Linked DNA regions of Homo sapiens: all the other regions are linked to region 1. A link is an interaction called in ENCODE POLR2A ChIA-PET data of the cell type or tissue named here. Cell type or tissue: B cell. All regions are shown on one strand. Each heading gives the region's core, and the rest is flanking DNA. Links, peaks and the distances in the headings are about the cores only.

The links. ChIA-PET counts read pairs that join two places held together with the same protein. Peaks named below come from ENCODE experiments on the same cell type or tissue, not always from the same donor. Only the 100,000 strongest peaks of a DNase experiment are listed, where the experiment ranks them.
Region 2: POLR2A ChIA-PET joins it to region 1 with 6 read pairs; 3 of 35 experiments call an interaction of 5 or more read pairs at or near these places.
Region 3: POLR2A ChIA-PET joins it to region 1 with 5 read pairs; 6 of 35 experiments call an interaction of 5 or more read pairs at or near these places.

The regions. Positions count from the first base shown.
Region 1 is chr10:124,537,579-124,542,956 of GRCh38, reverse strand. The region is part of intron 6 of LHPP (phospholysine phosphohistidine inorganic pyrophosphate phosphatase); the gene reads right to left. Among named protein-coding and RNA genes, the nearest start is that of LHPP, 78 kb to the right of the region's middle. RefSeq lists an enhancer at 2,620-3,120. In B cell, for the core only: CTCF peaks have their summits at 2,433 and 2,634 (motif pointing left); DNase peaks (open chromatin) are centred at 2,806, 3,452 and 3,669; H3K27ac peaks cover 3,854 bases.
Region 2 is chr10:124,676,923-124,682,300 of GRCh38, reverse strand. FAM53B (family with sequence similarity 53 member B) reads left to right here. Exons shown (of 5, transcript NM_014661.4): 4 at 1-694. Among named protein-coding and RNA genes, the nearest start is that of FAM53B-AS1, 24 kb to the left of the region's middle. In B cell, for the core only: no CTCF peak of the experiment used is centred there; no DNase peak of the experiment used is centred there; H3K27ac peaks cover 3,236 bases.
Region 3 is chr10:124,691,096-124,696,473 of GRCh38, reverse strand. FAM53B (family with sequence similarity 53 member B) reads left to right here. Exons shown (of 5, transcript NM_014661.4): 3 at 262-316. Among named protein-coding and RNA genes, the nearest start is that of FAM53B-AS1, 10 kb to the left of the region's middle. RefSeq lists a silencer at 3,348-3,539. In B cell, for the core only: no CTCF peak of the experiment used is centred there; a DNase peak (open chromatin) is centred at 2,513; H3K27ac peaks cover 3,476 bases.

The sequences.
Region 1 (5,378 bases), core at 650-4,649:
ACTGTGGCAAGAGCCATGGGCAGGCAGGGACCGGGGAGAACGACCGTGACGGGGCCTAGATGTGCAGGACCCTCAGCCTCGGTCAGGGAGACGGCTGGACACCACTGATGAAAGGCAGGCAGGCGCGTCCACAAAACCCCATGAACGTGAGGGGAGGCGAGAGGGCAGAGGGGAGAGTAGGGGCAAGGAGGCGATCAAGAAGAGGCAGCAGGGCGGGGTGAGCCCCTGGAAGGAGGCAGAGAGGTGGGCTTCTGGGAAAAATGGGCCTCCAGCCTGGCTGGGCCCCAGGGTGCACAGGGCTGGGATGGGGACCAAGGTCTTCTGGTAACTGCCCCCTCCCCCAGGCTGGTACCAGCCTGCCCCTCTCTCTGGTCCCCACCTGGGGATGCAGGAGAGCTGCAGGCTGAACTGGAGCAGGAGAAGCTCTGATGCAGGAGGCGGCTCCATTCCCCCAGCGCCCTCTCCAGTCCCAGGGAGACCCTGGACCTGAGCACACAGGCTGGAAACAGACTGCCAGGGCCCAAGTCCCACCTGCTGGCTGCATCCCCTCAGGTGGGTCCTAACCTCTCTGTGCCCTCACCTGTAGGTGGAGATGTATTCGTACCTCTCTGGCTGTTGTGCAGGTATCTGTAAACACATAAGTGCTGGATAACTTCAAGGTCAGTAAATAAGTGAAGGCGCTTGGTGGCTGAGTCCCACAGCCTGGGGTCACAGTCCGATCTGTGCAAGCCCCGTGCCCACCAGAGCCACTGAAGGCATCTGTGTTCCATGCTGGCCCGAACGCCAGCCCCAGACCCCAGACTGCCCCAGGTGCTGGTCAGCTCTAACTGCGGTCCCAGGCACAGTGGGAAGGTCATGGGGGCAAATGCAGATGGAGCCTTTGGTGAGGCAGCCACCGAGTCTGCAGGGGCTTCCAACTCCAGGAGCCTCAGCTGGAGAGGTGTCTCAGGAGAGACCCCTCAAAGCCCCCTCCTGCTGTCCGTTTCATGTCTGGACAGGGACAGCATGTGGGCACAGGGCACTCTGCGAATGACCAGATGTCAGCATCTCCCCAGGTAGGAGCTGGGGAGGCAGCACCCTTGCAGTGGGGAAGTAGGGGTGAAGGAAAGGTCACCCCATCTGGGCCGGGGCCTGGCCCGCCCAGCCCACTCCACTCTGGTCTCCAACATTGCAAATTTGTGCAAATACCATTAGAGCCCTCCCCAGTGTCCAGCGTGTTCTAAGAAGCCCTCGTAGCTTGTACTGAGGGATGACGTCATGGGAACTCCCACCCACAGAAGCCCTCCAGGGCCTCAGTGCCCCCTCGAGTGCCCAAGGCATTTGCCTAGACACACACTGTCCCCACGGGTGGTCCCAGGCTCACGCGGGGGTCCTGCAGACAGGCATGAGACTTTCGAGCCTCAGCCTGCCATTCGAGATATGCTAGGGACACCAAACGCCCAGGTGGAATTCCTCAGGGTGGCCATGAGCCGCAACTCCGTTAGGTCTGGGGCTAGCAGAGGCTGGCTCTTCTGCCACCTCAGGAACTGCATCCCATGTGGCCATTTTGAGCCACAGGCAATGTTCTTGCAAGGCAGAGAGCTCCTTCCTGGGCTCTTTCCACAATGAACGCCCGCCACAAAGCAGCCCTCGATAAAGTCAGCCTCCCTCTGATCAAGTTTGGCTCCAGCCCAAATTGTCTATCCTGGTACTGCAGGCTGGTCGTGTCGGCTGTGTCCCCCAAGCACAGTGTGCAGGGGCAGCGGCCCACCTCCAAGCTGCCTCTTGGTGACTCACCATTCTGGGTGGCTCAGAATACATCGCACTCCAGGACTCAGGCACACTGCGTGGGTATGGCAGGCTCTCCTCCGGCCATCCCAGGGCCCAGGGCCACTTTGTGATTTGGGGGGCCCCTTCCTCCATTAAAAAAGCTGTTAAATAATTTAATGGATTTTTGAATTATTATTTCTAAAGTGAGAAAAAACATTAAAACATTTTCTTTGGCCCTAAATGTTCCAGAGATATTTTCCTTCTAATTTTAAAATAAATTAAACATTTTCTTGAGCCCCTAAAGGCATCGTGTGTCCAGAACCTGCTAAAGAAGTGAGCCCAGGTTCCTCTGGATCCAACTCCCGGGAGATCTGGAGCCTAGATCTAGGGCCAGAACTTAGGAGGACTCTGCCCCCTGGTTTTGGTGGCCACCTCAGTGCAGCCTTTGGGGTCCCGGGGCCTCTGTAGGGCCGGCTGGAGAAGATGCTCTTTCTCTCTGCTGCTGCTGGAACCCTGCCTGTGAGTCAAACCATGGAGCACCGTGAACCCCAAGCCACGTTCCAGGCAGCCAAAGTGCAGGGGTGTGCGAGGCCACCCCGAGCAGCCCCGGATCCCCAGCAAAAATGTCACTCAAACTGCAAAGGCAAAACTCAGCTTAAGGGAGCAGGCCAGTGGGGCCAGGAGCACGAGGCTGTGCTGTGCCTCAGGGTGAAGGGCGCTCGGGGAAAGGGAAACTGAGAGCCGTCAGTGGGGTTGGTGGGCGAGCGGCTCCAGGCAGTGGTGAAAAGGCCCCATCCTGCGCAGCCCCCCTGGCCCTAGCCTGGCCACGAAGCAAAGCGGGAGAAACCAGGCTGGGTCCCCGGCCGCAAGTCCCTGCCGCCCCCTGGTGGGAACCCACAGCCGTGTGGACCTGGAGGGCCAGGGCAGGGCTATGTGCCTGGGCTGCAGGACCCTGCTTAGGTGGGAGCCCTCCTTGTCTCGGGAGGCCACAGCACAAGGCACACCTGCCCACCCACCCACAGCATCTCCACCGAAGCGCACAGACACAGAAACAGCACGGCGCTGCATGAACGGCTGGGCCAGGGCACCTGCAGGTAAACCCTCCCCTCCCCACGGTTATCTGGGGACCCAAGTTTCCCTAAATAATCATACTGATGAGAACACCAAGAAAATGAGCAGAAGCGGGTAACTGCTGAACCCTTGCTGTGTGCCAGGAAGTGCGGTGAGTGCTTTTGGCAGGATATCTCATTCTGGTCTCCCCAGCCGTAGGTGGTAGGTACTCTTATTATGTCTATTTTATTTTTTTGAGACAGGGTCTCGCTCTGTCGCCCAGGCTGGAGTGCAGTGGTGCAATCTCAGCTCAATGCAGCCTCAACCTTCTGGGCTCAAACAATCCTCCCACCTCAGCCTCCTGAGTAGCTGGGACTACAGGTGTGTGCCACCATGCCTGACTAATTTTTTTTTTTTTTTTTGAGACAGGGTTTTGCTCTGTCGCCCAGGCTAGAGTGCAGTGGCACGATCTCAGCTCACTGCAACCTCTACTTCCCAGGTTCAAGTGATTCTCCTGCCTCAGCCACCCGAGTAGCTGAGATTACAGGCGTGAGCCACCACGCCTGGCTAATTTTTGTATTTTTAGTAGAGGCGGTCTCGAGCTTCTGGCCTCAAGTGATCCGCTCTCCTTGGCCTCCCAAAGTGCTGGGATTACAAGCATGAGCCACCATGCCCGGCCAAATTTTTGTACTTGTAGTAGAGATGGGGTTTCGCCATGTTGCCCAGGCTGGCTTCAAACTCCTGGGCTCAAGCAATCTGCCAGCCTTGGCCTCCCAAAGTGCTGGGATTACAGGCAGGGCCACCTCACCCGGCCAACTCTGTCCATTTTAAAGATAAGGAAACTGAGGCCCGAAGTGCCCTGAGCAGGACGTGGCCTTGGGTGCTCGAGTGGCTCCGGAGCTGTGCTCATCTTAAAGATATGCCATTGCCTCCCCTTAAGCATTCCAGGTCCACACCCTGGAGAGCTCAGGACGAGGGGAGTCATTTTGGTTTCCTGATGGCAGACGAGCCACAGGAAAAACTTGGGGGTCCTCTGGTATGCCTCAGGACACCCCAGATTTCCTCAAATCACCCGATTCTCTCAATAAGAGGCCCCGAATAACCACTCTCTGCTAGAAGAAGCCCATCTGCCAACGTTGCTGCAAGCTTATTCTCTGATCCCTTGAGGCTCAACTAAAAATAATTCAACTCCTCCAATATTTAGAGAAATGAAGGGCCTTGAAATGTCAGGGAGGCAGCATAAATCCCAGGAAGTGCTTCCCTCCTCTGCCACGCCACGGCTGCAGGAGCTGAGTGGCTGTGAGAGCCTGCACTGGTCAGCAAACGTGGGCTCTGAGGACCATGACTGTCCAAGCAGTTATGACCTCTGGGCAAGTCAGAAACCACCTTGGGTCTCACTTTTCTGTAAAATGGGATGGGAGAGAAGGAGCTAGTTAATTCCCAGGATTCTCCCAGGCATGCGAGTCTCAGAACAACAAATGGACTATCTGGCAACACAATTTCATCCTCCGTCTCTTCCAGGGTCTCAGCAGCACACTCTTCATAGCAGCTGCACGGCCCAGGGCAGTGGTGTGTGGCCCCCAGGTATGGGGCCACAGCGGGCAGGGGGTCCACCCCACCACTTGGGGGGAGGGAGGCCTGTCCACTATCTCCCCTCTGGCAGGCACAAGGTGGAACAGCTCAGAACAAACAGCCTGCTGCTCCTGTGAAGCCACTGGAGTGGGCACTACAGATGCTCCACAGCATCAAAGCCTCCCTTCCTCACAAAAAACATCCCAAAGGGCTGAGAGAAGGCACCCAGGAGACCTCACTGCCAGGAAGTGGAAAGGCAGCAGCAAGGCTGGGAGCTGCTCAGGCCCAGGGAGGCTTACAGACCCCAGGGAGAGTGACCGTGGGTGGGGAGGGTGCTCAGCAAGCTCCTGAAGCCCCACATGGTGAGCCCCGCATGGTGACCCCACATGGTGACCCCGCATGGTGACCCTGCATGGTGAGACTCGCGTGGTGACCCTGCATGGTGAGACTCGTGTGGTGACCCTGCATGGTGAGACTCGCATGGTGACCCCGCATGGCGGGCCCCGCAGGTGGGAGGACCCAGCAGGTGGGTGGGCCTGGGGTGGGAGGCTCAGGGAAGGGGGCCTGGAATGGCAGTGCCTTGGGGCAGTGCTCAGTCAGAGTGGGGTCAAGGACACCACCGAACCCCCAAGAAGGTCTCCTGTCCACCATGGCCCCTTGGCCGTGTCCTTCCCTTTCAGCACACTCGTGGGCCCTGTGGCAGCACATGAAAGGGGCACAGACCCACACACATTCATAACGGGGCGACTCAAGCCAGCAGCTTGTGTCCATGCAGCCTAAATTACTCGCACCCGTGAGAGCTCCGAAGTCTCGGGTAATATCAGCCCGGCCCATGGGCACTGCAGTGGGGCCCACAGGAGCAGGAAATGGGGAAGCCAGCTCCTGGGCCACCTGGCTTTCTGGCCTCAGTTTCCTTGTCTGAGAAGCGGGGGCAGCTGAAAATGGGTGCCCTGTGGGGACTGCCTGGCTGCCATCTCTCACGAGCACGGTCCGCAGACACCATCTTG
Region 2 (5,378 bases), core at 811-4,810, 140 kb before region 1:
GCCTGAAAAGGACAGCTCACTATGGCACCGGGAGGCAGTGACCGCCTGCGCTGTGACCAGTCTGATCAAAGACCTCAGCATCAGCGACCACAACGGGAACCCCTCAGCACCCCCTAGCAAGCGCCAGTGCCGCTCACTGTCCTTCTCCGATGAGATGTCCAGTTGCCGGACATCATGGAGGCCCTTGGGCTCCAAAGTCTGGACTCCCGTGGAAAAGAGACGCTGCTACAGCGGGGGCAGCGTCCAGCGCTATTCCAACGGCTTCAGCACCATGCAGAGGAGTTCCAGCTTCAGCCTCCCTTCCCGGGCCAACGTGCTCTCCTCACCCTGCGACCAGGCAGGACTCCACCACCGATTTGGAGGGCAGCCCTGCCAAGGGGTGCCAGGCTCAGCCCCGTGTGGACAGGCAGGTGACACCTGGAGCCCTGACCTGCACCCCGTGGGAGGAGGCCGGCTGGACCTGCAGCGGTCCCTCTCTTGCTCACATGAGCAGTTTTCCTTTGTGGAATACTGTCCTCCCTCAGCCAACAGCACACCTGCCTCAACACCAGAGCTGGCGAGACGCTCCAGCGGCCTTTCCCGCAGCCGCTCCCAGCCGTGTGTCCTTAACGACAAGAAGGTCGGTGTTAAAAGGCGGCGCCCTGAAGAAGTGCAAGAGCAGAGGCCTTCTCTAGACCTTGCCAAGATGGCACAGGTAAGAGCCCCAGCAGCCTGGAGTCACCTTGGTGCTCACTGGAGCCTCTGCTGGTTCTGGGCCGTCCTAGACAAGCATAGATTGCCAGTTTCAGAAATACCCAGGAGTGGGTTAATTTCCTTGTTTTTTTAAATCCTATTCAAAGAAAGATTATTTCCAGTTGGTTTTTAAAAAGCGTTTATTTCTATTTACAAGCAAATATTCCCTTTCACTGTGAGCTCAGTGCTAGGGGTACAAGGGCAGGTGGATGGTGAGAGGCGGGGTGTTGGTGGGCAGACTCACTGGACCAAACACTGGTAATCCCCTCCGGCCCTTCACTGGAGCCGTCTCTCCCAGGAAGCCACCCCTGCAGCTGCTGCAAGAGATATACACACACACTGGGGTTCAGTGTCCCTTGGATTATGCTGATCCTGAGATCAGGGTTGTGGGTAATGGTTTCCAAGAGCTAGCGATTGGGGGGACTTATTCCTTTGATTATACTGTTGAAACATGAGGCCATCAGGATGTTGTGATCAATATCCTCTGAGCTGCCTCTGCAATCATCCTTGCCCTTCACTGTAGAAGAAGTATCTGGCCACACGCCCCTGTCACTTGGACTTTATCCTCTTTGTCTTGGAGCTCTGCCTTGTGCTAACACTGATCTTGGATATTGATTTGAATGAGATGAACTTGGAGTTAATACTCTGTCATCAGGAGCGTCTCTGAGCCCGAGAGTTGGCTGCATCTGGTTCTGGCTGGGGATGAGGAAGTGGTGCTGGCCCTTGTGACCTCTGACTCAAGGATGGGCGGATGTGATGGGACACAACACTGTTGGTTCTGTGTTCATCCAGGAGGCCATCGGTTGCTTAATGCCACGGTCTGACCATCATCTTTTCTGGACTTATTTATATAAACATTGGTCTCGCTGGGTTTCAAGGGGTAAAGATCTTCTTGTTGACGAAGATGGTTTCAGAGGGGTTGGTTGGAGGGGATGGCCTTGGTCACTCAGCATTATGGCCAGATCCACGGCAGGCAGGCTTATCACGCTCGCTGCGTTTCAGGTGGGCATAGCTGACTTCCTTCCAAGCCCAGTGTTGTTCTCTCAGTTGGGTCTTCTTTCCTTTTACAAAGAACATGCAGTTTCTCTTCATGGGGTTTTGCTCTTCTCTCCTTTAGTTCCTACTCCCAACATAGAGGTCTACCCAGAAAAGAAGAGGTGCAGGTGTCTTAAGTCTAAAGCATACCTGGCCCCAGAGTCCAAACTTTCTGGCCACCTTTGTTCAAGAGCCTGGGCACTGGCTGGGGCATTATGGGAGGGCAAGATGGTGGTATGCTTGTGCCTCCCCTGTGTCAGTGGGATCCGCTTGGGGGAGAGCCTGAAGGGGTGTGGGGCAGAGCTCTTGCCTCTTCTCAGCTAGTTTCCATTTCTTCCATTGTGGCTCTAGGCGTGTGCCAATCTTTTTGCTGTGTAGTGGAACGTTTTTGACTTTACTAGCTGGACAGGGATTGAACACATTTATTGGACACCAAGAGGAATTTCCCTTCTCCAGAAAAATTTAAATAGGTTAAAAGTCTGGAAAGGTGACAGATTTGGGTGACTTCTGAGGAAAACCAAGAGCCCCGAGTTCTGGGTATGATAATGGCTTCAGCTAAATTTTTAATACTGAGCATATTTTATTACCTAATCAGCTAGATAGGTAACAAAAACAACATGCATGTTATTATATTTTACTAGCCACAGTTGGAATAACACCACTGGCATCATTGGAGACATTTCTTGACCTCGTTTGGTTAGAAACTATTTAAAAATACATTGCTCAGTGGGGCTGCGCCCAGTTGTATAGATGGCTTCATCAGCCCCAGGCAGGCCTCCCAGATCTGGGAAGGTGTGCGGAGCCTGAGGAGGCTGCTCTGGTTCAGCCTGTCTGTCCTTGGCCGCCTGCTTGGCAGTGGGTCTCGGGCACAGGGAAAGTAGAGAGGGGCCTCTGGAAAGTGTGTGTGCCCAAGGCCTATGGCCAGAGCCCTGAGGCTGGGCCCGTGGACGCTGAGCCATGCCCCCACCAAGAGTCTAGACCCTGGTCAGCCCTCTCTCCATGGGGCTCTGCCTGCTTTGGCTCTGCCATCAGATGATTTCTAGCCTGGGGAGGTGGACCTTGCTTTTCTGTGGGGCCCTGAGAACGAGGCCTAGGGTATCCCTGTGTATTTATCAAGAGCCCTGGCGAGTGCACGGCCTTGTGCGTGGGAACCTGATGAGCTGGGCATGTTGCTGGTGTACAAGGACTAACGTGTTGCCAGATGGCCAGTGAGGTGAGACCACTGGCCACAGACCCCAGCCTCTGCGTGCTGTGGCTTCACTCAACATTTGGGACCACTGAGAAGGGGTTGGGGTCTGCTCTGCATGCCCATGGAAGCAAGGCTTGGAGTTGGGCTTTCTGTATCTTTGGAAGGGTAGGCTGGTACCCAGGTGTGGCCCACGCTTCCTTCCGCTGGGCTCTGGCTTCTCTTTCGTGGGCCTTTTGATCTTGGTTTACACATTCGCCTTTGGGGGTGAGAGCTCCACTTGTGCATTCTTGTAAAGGCGCCCTTCGTGTGTGGGTTCTGAGGCCAGGTGTGTGAGAGCCTCGGGTTAAAGCTGCAGAGGGCCTTTTCAGTTAGACCTTTGGAGCAGCTGGCCATTCTGAAAAGCTGCAGCTCCCCTAGAGGTCCCGACTGGGGCCTAGAGCAGATCTTGAGGGTGTGTGTGAGCACACGGGGGCTTCCCTCTGGCCATCATTCGGTGTGGCCAGATAGACTGTGGTTAGCTGGAGCCCCTCCAATCCGCCAGCAGGAAAGGGTCCAGGGAGAGAACCCGAGAGAGTAAGAGGGCAGGAAGCTCTGAGGTCCAAGGCCCTGCCCTCATCTGTATCCACAGTTGAGTTCAGCAGGAGCAAGTGCCCTGGGGTGTAGACTCTGCTAGAAGCAGAGGATATCAGGAGATGTGACCTCAGAGCTTGTCCATTCCAGTCTCTCTTGAGGAAACTGAAGATCTCTTGGTCCCTGTGCCCATCAGAGTTTTTCTGGGCATGGTGTTCACTTTTGGATCTGCATTTAGAAGGTGACATTGACAAACCAGAAGGCCTCCAGAGGTGGGGCCAGAGACTGGAAGCCCTAGGCAAATTGCCTGACATGTCTGTGCAGCAGATGCCACCACCGCCACAGGACTGTGGGAGGAGCAAGGGAAACAACATGTGTGGATAATGCACTATCCATATGGGTGTGTGTTTATATATGTGTATGTGTCCACATCTGTTGATATGCGTGTGTGTGTATCTGTATCTGTATGTACACACACTCCCCCCAGTGCATTGGCTGGCACAGGCCGGGTGCTGACAGATACTTATGATCATCGTCACAGTCGCAGGACTTGGAGGGAGGGTGTGGGCTGTTTCTGGGTGTCTCCAGAGGCAGAAGTAGGAGCAGAGGGTGGACATTCCTGGGAGGTGCCCTCAGTCTGCTGTAAGAATGCCTGTTTTTCTTTGTTTGTCCAGTGTTTTCCCTGTGTTTCCATCCTCCCTTTTCTGTTCACGCCACTTTCTTTGTCTTGTTTGTTCATCTTCTTGCCTCTTTGCTTTTCTTTTGTAAATGGGAAGGAGGCCTGCCCTGCAGCTCAGCTCAGCCTGTAGTCAACTCGGTGTTCAGAGCCCAGGGTTATGAAATGGTGACAATTGGATTCACCCCCCCTTGTCAGAGGGAGTTCGCCGTGTGTGAGCATTCTCCTGTCTGTTGCCCTTGAAACTAGGGTGGAAATATCCTGGGGGCCTGCTGGCCACCCTGCCCCTTCCTAGCCACGTCCCTGGGGCACAGCTGTCCAGTTAATGGCAGTGGGGGCTCTTGTCTGTCGGGGATGAGACACACAGGGTGGGGTGTAGATATTGCTTTCAGATTGTCTTTGCTCATGTCTTCTGAAAACCCCAGTGCCAAGAGAGCAGGCAGAGATGCTGAATGAGGCTGCAGGTGAGCCGGCCATCTGGATCCTGAGTCGGGGAGGCTGACTGTAGCGAGGAAAGCCCTAATGGGGGAAATGACGCAAGGACCTAGTCCAGCAGTGGCCGCCCTCCCTGTACTTGTAATTACAACCACTTGGTTCCACAGAGCAGGTTGTCCAAAGGCAGCTCAGAGGACTGGCTATGCTGCGATCCCTGCGCAAGCCCGGCCCCGTGGGCCTCCTGCACAGCTTTCCTCCTTACGTGGTGTTTTTGGCCCTCCTGGCTGGTGTTCTCTGTGAGGCTGCAGCCTTCCTTTTGCACAATGACAATGTCTGCCATTGAAGGCAGGGCCCAGCCTGAGGGTGTGAGTTGTTTATTAGCAGGACTTTTGCTGACATTTTCCTTACTGCTTTTTTGAGACCTGGTTTGACCACCCAGCATTGGTTGGCTCCCAGCAAGACTTGAGCCATACGCGGCCATTTAGACATGGATCACGTGTGTGTGAGCAAAGATTTCAGAAAAAAGCAACAATTAAAAAGTTCACCCATTGAATGCAGTCCCCCTAGGTGTCATAGTCCCTGCTGTATTTTTAACTCCAAGCTGGTCAGCTTGAAAGAGCAACAAATTGTACTTCTCAACAGTGCTTCAAACAGAAGCAAGATGTTTGTGGGGAGGGGTCGGGATGTCGAAACAGAGGTTTGATTGATTGCGGCTGCCCACACACTGAGTCCCCGAACCTC
Region 3 (5,378 bases), core at 811-4,810, 150 kb before region 1:
CAGAAGTCGTGGGGCTTTCTGTGTGTTTTCAAAGCCCATTAACTCGATGGACTCCATAACTCACTAGAGACTTGGGACAAAAAATCTGGGCCTAATTTTGTGCAGATGTTTTCTCTTTGAATACCTTTTCCTCCTTTCCCTGATCTGACATTGGCAAAGGACAGTCACCCTTTTATTGTGACTTTAGAAGGGATCAGTAGAGTCAGTGCAAACATGCTTCCTATGATTTGAAGAGTGAATAGCTTTTCTGGTTGTTTTCAGCACACGCCAAAGAAGATGAGTCAAGGACCTACACTTTTCTCTTGTGGAATTATGGGTAAGTACTCAAGGCCATCCTGGAAGCTGTCCTCCTAGTCCTTCCAGCCAGGGTCTGAGTCCTCCAGGTGAGACACTCAAAGCACTTTCTGGACACAAGTTCAAAAAGAGCAGCCCCGGGACTCTTCTGTGTGTTTTAACTATTTTGGTCCCCTACGGTGCCTGAGTGAAGGGACAGGCACTGGTGTGTGGTTTACAACTCCAACATTGAGAATTTCTGTCTGATGATTAAAGTAATTCATGTTGATTTTTTTCATTCAGAAAATGCACAATAGTGTAAAGTATGCAATAAAAATCTCTCGTAGCCCCAATGCCCAGGGAGAGTTACTGTTGATATTTTTGTGTATGTTTATGTTCTTAGCATTTTTTATATAGCCCATTCCACGATGAACATATAATTATGTAAAACTATATTTGTTTGCTTTTTTCACTTGGAGTAGTTACCATCATCTTCCCACAGCATTAAAATTGTTCATTCCATGCATTTTAATGGTCTACAGTACCGCATTGGGTGGTAAATGTATCAGAATGTCTTTAGTGATGTAACTACATCTAGGCTGTTGGGTCAAGAGGCTGTTTTATTTGCTGTTGTGATGAACAGTGGCTAGGTAAGTGCCTAATTCTTTGTCTGCCTTTGTGATGATTTGCTAGGATAGTTTCCAGGAGTGGAATAGACAGGCTGGAGGGCAGGGACATTTTTAAGGCTCTTGATTCATTTTGCTGACATGCCTTCCAGAGAAGATTGCCTTGATCTTCTGTTTCTGTGCAAGTGTGAATTACTGTTTTTTATAGGCGGTAAAAAAGATGACCATTGATTACTTGATGCTTCAGATGATTGGGCATTGTTTGACCTCTCAGTGTCTCTCTGTGGCTCTCCTTGCCCACCTTTGGGGACGTCTTGCCGGATGAGTTTCTGTAACGTCTGCGTGGACTCAGAAACCACTCTCAGATGATAGATGATGATGACTGTGGGCTTTCAGATTCAAAGGTTACTTTGGTCAGACCTCAGAGTCTCCCTTGCCTTTCCTTCTCGGTCCTCCCTCCATGTGCGGTGTTTTGTTTTTCTTCTTCAGATACAGTTGCCATAGATGAGGTGATGTGTCAGATTGAGCACTGTGCCAGGCTCCTTACATGCTGGGCCCCGCTGGCTCTGCCAGTGGCATCATTCACATACGGGAGAACTGAGGTCTAGTGAGGTGGCCCTCTGCAAGGTCCCTCAGTAAGCGGAGTTGGACTCAGGTGGGTGACGAAGGGAGACTGTTTTCTTCTCAACCACCTGCCATGGCTCTGGGACACCTGGCGGTGCTCTTGATGCTGCCACTGAAGAAGATGGAGACAGGGAGATCAGCTGGCCCTGGTTTTCCATGTGACATACTTGGGAGGCCCGTCCCCACAGGATTGAATACCTCCCCGGTGGTTTACAGCTTTCAGCAAACCCTCAGGGCCCCAGACACATAGCTCAGAAGCCTGCCTCCTCGCCTGCTTCCTGGGACAACCTCACCTTTGCGCTTCCTTCCTGCGTCATGCTGGGAAAGAGAGAGGCCCCGGCATGCCCAGCCCCTCAACCCTGCCTAGGCTTTAGCTGTCAACCGGGCCAGACCAGTAAACTGGGTTGTGGAGATGTTGGTCTTTATTTCAAGGATTTCTAGTCTTTGCACTGTGTAAGTTATAATAAGGTGGAAGTCTGGTGGGTTTGTGATGACAGAGAGAGTCGCCCTTGTAGGGCCAGGTCTTGAGGCCCAGAGACCAAGGCAGAGGCCCCGGAGAAGGGAGGTGTGTGGGAAAAAGTCCAGATGGCCCAGGAGAGTCTATCGGAGGCTGCAGAGCCCAGCAACCTGCTTTCTACCGGGGAGGCCATGGTTTCCAGGAGGGACTACGCTGTGTCTGCAGACTCCTGTTTACAGAGTGGCTCTTTAGGAAGTGCTGGCTGGGTCCCAATGCCTCCGTCCCAGGCTCTTCTCCTCTTCAGCAGGGTCCTGTCTTCCTTCTGCTCTGTGGGACAGTGCCAGGGCACTGCCAGGCAGCAGAGGGAGAAGCGGGGAGCCGTTGTACTGGTGGGAGGTCTGTGGAGTCCCCTTGTTCTCCTCTGCTGCTCTCTCTCCATGGGTCTCATCTTTCTGTTGGTCGGCCCCTCCCTAATTCAGGAAAACCCTGACCTGCATGGCTGTGCATCACTGACGTGTTTCACTGACTGCAGTTTGTTTTCATTTTCAGTGGCTTGCTGTCATAGATATGACTTGAGCACCTGCTGTGTGTCAGGCACCTGGTGAGGGATAGAGTGAATCAGACCCTGCCCCTTCTCTCAGGGAGCTTTCTGTCTGGTGGAGGAGAAAGATCAACGAACAGTGAATTCTGCACTGCTTAGGCCAACTCCCGTGAGATGTGGAGGCCCTTGAGCTATGGGGATACCACCCCATCTTCCCGGCTAGGTTTCCTCAGTTTGCAAGTTGTGAGGATTTAAGGAGACGGCCACACACTAGCACACATCCTCCCTCCCACCTCTATCCCTTTCCTGCGCTTGCTGGAGCGGAGCGGGTGTCAGCAGTCAGGAGCCTTACCCCGTGCACTCTGTCTAGTGGAAGCTCAGGTTACCTCTCCAGTCCTCCGTGTGCTCCATGAACTGGGAGTGCACTCCACCCAGGCAGCGAGATTTCATCTGAGGTGTGCCTGCTTTTCTTTTTTTTTTTTTTTTGAGACAGAGTCTCACTGTCGCCAGGCTGGAGGGCAGTGGTGTGATCTTGGCCCACGGCAACGTCCGCCTCCCAGGTTCAAGCAGTTCTCCTGCCTCAGCCTCCTAAGTAGCTGGGATTACAAGCGTGTGCCACCACGCCCAGCTAATTTTTGTATTTTTAGTAGAGACGGGGTTTCACCATGTTGGCCAGGATGGTCTTGATTTCCTGACCTCGTGATCCGCCTGCCTCAGCCTCACAAAGTGCTGGGATTACAGGCGTGAGCCACCGCGCCCGGCGTGCCTGCTTTTCAACAGTGGGGAAGAGAATACTCTGAGGGGCCGGCTAGACTTTTCAAGAGGGTTTTGGGCCCTTCCAGCGCTGGACAATGCTGTGCGAAGATAAAACACCAAATTATCATAATCACCAACCCCCAGCCTGTCTCCTGAAGATAAAGGACTCATGTTCTGGTGCTGATCAGTGGAATTCTCCCATGAGAGCTGGGGACAGTTGGCCCTGTGACTCAGGATTTTTTCCTCCTGAGCCCCCATGCCAGGGTCCTCGCTGGGAGCCAGTATGAGTTCAAGTTTCACAAATGTTCTGCAGAAAATCTGGGCAAGTGCAGTAGAGCAAGGAGCACAGCACCCTGGTCACTTTTTAAAATGCCACCCTTTCAAGTAGCTCAGCCTCCTCTGCACCCACTTAGATAAAACACATAACTAATATAAATTGAGTGTTCACAACAATGCCTTTTTTTTTTTTTTTTTTTTTTTTTGAGATGGAGTATCGCTCTGTCTCCTAGGCTGGAGTGCAGTGGCGCATTCTTGTCTCAGGGCAACCTCCGCCTCCTGGGTTCAAGCGATTCTTCTGCCTCAGCCTCCCGAGTAGCTGGAATTATAGGTGTCTGCCACCATGCCCGGCTAATTTTTGTATTTTTAGTAGAGATGGGGTTTCACCATGTTGGTCAGGCTGGTCTCGAACTCTTGACCTCAGGTGATCCACCCGCCTCAGCCTCCCAAAGTGCTGGGATTACAGGCATGAGCCACCGCGCCTGGCCTATGCTTTTTATTTATTTATTTATTTATTTTAATTAAAAGCACTTCACGCCCTGTGATTGCAAGCTGGATACCGGGCCCCTCCCCACTCTTGTCCCCTACCCCAGTTTAGGAACTTGATACAGATAAGTGGTTTTGTTCTTCTCAGTGTGGAAGAGAGAACAAAGCCAGCGTGAAGCGTGGGTGGGAGAAGCAGATAGGGTAGAGCTGAGTGCTGCCCAGCCAGCCCTGCACCAGGGCTCAGTGCCCCTTATTAGGGTGCCAGCTCAGCCGCCACCACAGGGCTCCTGCCAGCGGAGGCTGTTTTGACTCTTGGCTTCCTTTCTCATCTTCCAGAGCATCCCCAGTCCACCTTCTTTGCTGAAATGGAATTTCCTCTACAAAGCTTCTCTGGGAAAGAGCCATTTATATGACTGGTTCTTGTGCTCTCGACACAGGAAACATGGGTCAGGTGGCAGCTCCGTGGTGCGGCCCACCCCCTGGTCAGCCGGCTGGGTGAGGGAGCCAGCCCTTGCTCCTGGCTCTCATTTCTAGTGGGTACAAAGAGGGGCCTGGGCTGTGGCTGAGAGTCATCCTGTGTGGGGAGAAGCGGGGCCACGCGTGGACTCTCAGTCAAGGCTCCCTCCACATCTTCTCCCACTTGCAGTGGGGGACCCAGGGTCACACGTGTACTAGTTTGATCTTTTTTGGTGAAACAGGGCAAGTGGAGTGAGCGCAGTCTCCATTCACCACCCTTGGCTAATTGCAGCCATTCAGTGCATTTGTATTGCAGGGACAATGGACACCACACATTCCATTTTCCTCAGCACTCAGGCGAGGAGGAGACCTGGAAATCACATCATATGTAAGAAAGCGAAGGCAATACCAATTATTTTAAAAAGGCTACTAGGAAAAGTCTTGTAAATACAAGTCAATGGACAGAACAAAACAATTCATATGCTAAAAAAAATTGGATGGAAACCCATAATTACTTTAGGAGTTATGGTAATAAATTATTTATTAATGTAAATTATTTCACAGGCAAAGAACATACAGGAAACTTGAGCAGAAGGATCATACATTATGTATAAAAAGGAATTGTAAAAATATTATAGCAGCCCTCCTTGTGCCGCCCCAGTTCAGGTTTGTCCGCATTTTAATTATAAGCCCTTACTTTCAGGGTTTAATTACTTGGCTGTTAAAGTCTACTCTGTACATAAAAGGGTTGTTCCCTGGGGCACTCTCTGTATTAATTTCTACAGGGTAAACCAGTTGGCTGTGTTGAGCTGGGGAGGACTAAGAGATTTTGCTTTGAGATTTGGTAGCTTTTGGTCTTTAAACTCAGCCACTGTTTGTCATG